Regions from separate parts of the Homo sapiens genome. Here region 2 is linked to region 1. A link is a loop called in an ENCODE intact Hi-C map of the cell type or tissue named here. Cell type or tissue: CD4-positive, alpha-beta T cell. All regions are shown on one strand. Region 1 overlaps SLC38A4-AS1 (SLC38A4 antisense RNA 1). Region 2 overlaps SLC38A4-AS1 (SLC38A4 antisense RNA 1).

Region 1 (2,500 bases):
TGTCGTGAAATCTTTGCCTATTCCTGAGTCCAGTATGCCATTGCCTAGGTTGTCTTTCAGGGTTTTTATAGTTTTGGGTTTCACATTTAAGTCTTTAATCCATCTTGAGATGATTTTTGTATATGGCATAAGGAATGCGTCCATCTTCAATCTTCTGCATATGGCTAGCTGGTTATCCCAGCACCATTTATTGAATAAGGTCTTTCCTCCATTGCTTGTTTTTGTCAGCTTTGTTAAAGATCAAATGGTTGTAGATGTTCAGCCTTATTTCTGGGCTCTCTATTCTGTTCCATTGGTCTGTGTGTCTGTTTTTGTACCAGTAACGTGCTGTTTTGGTCATTGTAGCTTTGTGGTATAGTTTGAAGTCAGGTAATGTGATTCCTCCTCTGCTTAGGCTTGCCTTGGCTATTCAGGCTCTTTTTTGGTTCCATATAAATTTTAAAATATTTTTACTAGTTCTATGAAGAATGTCATTGGTATTTTTATAGGAATAGCATTGAATCTGTAAATTGCTTTGGGCACTGTAGACATTTTAATACTATTGATTCTTTCTATCCATGAGAAGGGGATGCTTTTACATTTGCTTGTGTCTTCTCTGATTTATTTGAACAGTGTTTTGTAAGTTTCATTGTAGAGATCTTTCATTTTCCTGGTTAGGTGTATTCCTAGGTATTTTATTTTGTGTGTGTGTATGGCAATTGTGAATGGGATTGCCATTCTGATTTGGTTCTGTTTGGTTGTTGTAGTTGTATAGGAATAATAGTAATTTTTGTACATTGATTTTTTTATCCTGCAACTTTGCTGAAGTTGTTTATCAGTTGAAAGAGCTTTTTGGGCTGAGACTATGGGGCTTTTTAGATATAGAATAATGTCATCTGCAAACAGAGATAGTTTGACTTTCTCTCTTCCTATTTGGATGTCCTTTATTTCTTTCTCTGGCCTGATTACTCTGACTAGGACTCCCAATACTACGTTGAATAGAAGTGGTGAGAGAAGGCATCCTTGTCTTGCGCCAGTTTTCAAGGTGAACCCTTCCACCTTATGTTTATTTTGTATAATGTTGGTTGTGGGTTTGTCATAGATGGCTCTTATTATTTTGAGGTTTGGTCCTTCAATACCTAGTTTGTTGAGAGTTTTTTTAACATGAAGGGATGTTAGATTTTATCAAAAGCCTTTTCTGCATATATTGAGATAATCATGTGGTTTTTGTCTTTAGTTCTGTTTATGTGATGGATCACATTTATTGATTTGTGTGTCAAACCCACCTTCCATCCTGGGGATTAAGCCTACTTGATTGTGGTGAATTAGCTTTTTGATGTGCTGCTGGATTTGGTTTGCAAGTGTTTTATTGAGAATTTTTGCACTGATGTTCATCAAGGGTACTGACCTGAAGTTTTCTTTATTTGTTGTGTTCTGCTGGGTTTTGGTATCAAATGATGCTGGCCTCATAGAAATAGTTGCAGAGAAGTTCCTTCTCCTCAATTTTTTGGAATGGTTTCTGTAGGAATAGTACCAGCTCTTCCTTGTACACCTTATAGAAATCGGCTGTGAATCTATCAGGTCCTGGGCTTTTTTTTTTGTTGGTAGGCTATTACTGATTCAATTTCAGAGCTCATTATTGGTCTGTTCAGGGAATCAATTTCTTCCTGGCTCAGTCTTGGGAGGGTGTATGTGTTCAGGAATTTATCCATCTCTTCTAGGTTTTCTAGTTTGTGTGTTTAGAAATGTTCATAGTAGTTTCTGATGATTGTTTGCATTTCTGTGGGGTCAGTTGTAACATTTGCTTCATTACTTCTAATTGTGTTTATTTGAATCTTCTCTCTTTTCTTCTTAAGTAGGCTAGGTAGTGGCCTATTTTATTGATTTTTTTTCAAAAAAACAACTCCTGGATTTGTTGATCTTTTGAATATTTTTCTGTCTTGATTTCCTCCAGTTCAACTCTGATTTTTGTTATTTCTCATCTTCTGCTAGCTTTGGGGTTAATTTGTTCTCGCTTCTTTGATTCTTTCAGTTGTTAAGTTGTTAATTTGAGATTTTTTTTTTAGCTTTTTGATGTGGGCATTTAGTGCTATAAATTTCTCTCTTAACCCTGCCTTAGCTGTGTCCCAGAGATTCTGATATGTTGTATCTTTGTTCTCATTATTTTAAAAGAGCTTATTGATTTCTGCCTTAACTTCATTATTTACCCAGAAGTCATTCAGTAGCACGTTGTTTAATTTCCATGTAATTGTATGATTTTGAGCAATTTTCAGTGTGTTGACTTGTATTTTTATTGCACTGTGGTCTGAGAATGTGTTTGGTATGATTTTGGTTCTATTTGTTGAGGATTGTTTTATGTCCAATTATGTGGTTGACTTTAAAGTATGTGTCATGTGGTGATGAGATAAATGTATATTCTGTTGTTTTGGGTAGAACCTTCTGTAAAGGTCTATTGGATCCGTTTGGTCCAATGCTGAGTTACCATCCTGAATGTCTTTGTTAATTTTCTGCCTGGATGTTC
Region 2 (2,500 bases), 52 kb before region 1:
TCTTCTGATTCTTTGTCCTGGATTACAACTCCCTCTTGTCACCTACCCTCATCATAGAAACTCATCTTTAAATACTCTTAATTGACCACATCTCTCTATTCTGTAATTCTAGTTTGCAGAATAAGCTCTCCTAGATATATCATCTGATGACTATTCCAGTTTGCTGTGCTTTCTATTTTTCACATCTTGTGTTATTTGAAGACGTTTATATTTACCTAATCCCCCTAGCAGCCCCAGGGGAAAGCAGGATGCCATGAGGCTCCGAGCACGCTGACTGTCTACATTCATTGGTCAGAAGGAACAATATTCACTCCTCTTTGGTTTTCACACAAGTCACTACTTTCTTGACTCAACCACACATCCCTTCCTTTGTTATGCTTGTATTTGAGTCATTGCTCCTGCTGATAACCAAATGCTGTTTTGCCATGTTCTTTTCTTTTTTCTACTCTTTGGAAAGTCTAACGACTTGCTCCTTTTCTGTCCCCTACAGAGAGGGCAATGGCTCATGCCTGTAATCTCAACATGTTGGGAGGCTGAGGTGGGCAGATCACATAAGGCAACAAGATCGAGACCAGCCTGGCAAAACTCCATCTCTATTAAAAATACAAAAATTAGCTGGGCATGGTGGCGTGCACCTGTGGTTCCGGCTACTTGGGAGGCTGAGGCAGGAGAATCGCTTGAACCCGGCAAGTGGAGGTTACAGTGAGCTGGGATCGCTCTACTACACTTCAGCTTGGGTGACAGAACAAGACTGTGTCTCAAAAAAAAAAGTAAAAACTAATATTAAGTTGACCTATTACTGTGGATTTAACTAGTACAGTTAGTGTGTTTTCTATGCAGGAGGGGGATGGAGGAGGGAGGAAAGCAGCTGTTATTATAAAACTGTAGTATATGTTTTAAAAACAGTTATAATTTTTATCTTTTTTCTATTCTTAGAAGCAATACGTCTCACACTTCAGGGCTAAAATGTACTTCTCTTCCTCTTCTAAAATCCTGGATACAAATCCTTGGTCTTAAGTTCTCTTTTCCATTCCAGGACACTTTCTAGCCAAAAGTGGAGGTTGCGTTGATCAGGAAGGGTTAGGCAACCTTTGTTGTTGAAGGACAATTTTGATGGAAGGATCCTGTCCCAGTCCCTCCCCTCCCCTCTTCTTCCTCTTCCTCCCCCTTATGATTTGCTGAGCTCTTCAAACACTTTGTCCCTGGGATCACCCTCGCCTCTGGGATGGAGCGCTCCATTGTGGCACCCTTATACCTTGCAAGTGCCTTCAGCAGTGCTTCCGTCAGCCTTGGAGGGTATAATCTGGAGCTGGAGGTTTCTAAGCAGTCAGGCTGCTGTGAGCATGATGTTTTGGTGTGTTTGCACCAGCTTCCTGTTGCAGAGTTTGGGAAGTGAATCTGGTAACTGCCTGAACAGAAACACTTCCCCTTACTTTCTACATCAAAGAGAAGTTATGAAGTTACCTGACATTGGTGTCACTTTTTAGGAGTAAGGACAAAGCATTGTGTTTTAAGGAGACTACATAAATAGGGAAAGGACCTCAGCTTCAGCTAAAAGAGGTCACACAATTTCTTTTAGCCTCAGTTTCCTCTTATGTAAGATGAAGTGATACTATGCCCCTTGCATGGTTGTTATGAGAAGGCAATGAGATAATTTAAATGAAGTGCCAGGTACCTTGCGGGGGGCACTTAATAAGTGGTAGCCATTTCTGTTATGGAGAATAGGTTCTGTTTTGTATAAGTGTTGTGGACTATGTCTTCTGAAGTTTGTTTTGTGAGTTGCAGTCATGTGATTCATATTTCCAGTATAGCCCCTGTACACTGTGTAGGTGTTTATACCCACTTTTGCCAGTGGAGTGAGAGCTCCTGCAGGAAAGAGAGGCATGGTGTGCTTGCTTATCTACGTGCTGGGGTAGAGAGGCATGGAAGGAAGGGCCAAAGAGCTCAGGCTGGAGCTAGGCTGTCTGAGTTTAAATGCTGCTGCTAAGTTAGTAGCTGTGTAAACTCAGGCAAGTTACTCAGCTTCTCTGTGTTTCAGTTTCGTCATCTGTAGAATAGAGACACTACTGTATACTACCTCATAGAGAGGTTGTAAGAATCAAATGAAAAAATTCACAGATATATGTAAAAGGCTTAAAACAGCATCTGGCTCAGGGTATACTGTTACTATGTACAGCATACATCAGACTCACTGTATGGTGAGTGCTCCCTAAATGCAAGCTTGCAAATGAGTGGGAAGTAGAGCATCCCTCTTTCTCTGTGTTCTATAGGGATCCCAAATAGAGGTGTGAACTACACGTGCTTATAAGAGATAGAATATCAAGTAGAATTTAGATTCCTGTATATGGGAGAACATTCCTCTTCTGCTGGACTCTGTTTCTGCTGCACCCTTGATTTCCCTCCCGTTTGGTATTCCCAGGGTTCCTGTTCATATCTCTTTGGTCATATCTCCTGGTCATATCTCTGGTGGTCAGTTCTGTGGGGACAGCACTATGTCCAA

Evidence for each region. Hi-C counts contacts between places; a loop is a spot of excess contacts. Peaks named below come from ENCODE experiments on the same cell type or tissue, not always from the same donor. Only the 100,000 strongest peaks of a DNase experiment are listed, where the experiment ranks them.
Region 2: a loop joins it to region 1, with 2.6 times the contacts of the local background. A loop is called at or near these places in 4 of 110 quality-filtered maps.

Annotation. Positions count from the first base shown.
Region 1 is chr12:46,511,159-46,513,658 of GRCh38, forward strand. The region is part of intron 3 of SLC38A4-AS1 (SLC38A4 antisense RNA 1); the gene reads left to right. Among named protein-coding and RNA genes, the nearest start is that of SLC38A4-AS1, 130 kb to the left of the region's middle. In CD4-positive, alpha-beta T cell, no CTCF peak of the experiment used is centred here; no DNase peak of the experiment used is centred here.
Region 2 is chr12:46,458,996-46,461,495 of GRCh38, forward strand. All of the region lies in intron 2 of SLC38A4-AS1 (SLC38A4 antisense RNA 1), which reads left to right. All of the region lies in intron 1 of LOC124902923 (a long non-coding RNA gene), which reads right to left. Among named protein-coding and RNA genes, the nearest start is that of SLC38A4-AS1, 77 kb to the left of the region's middle. In CD4-positive, alpha-beta T cell, no CTCF peak of the experiment used is centred here; a DNase peak (open chromatin) is centred at 1,346; H3K4me3 peaks cover 866 bases; H3K27ac peaks cover 1,962 bases.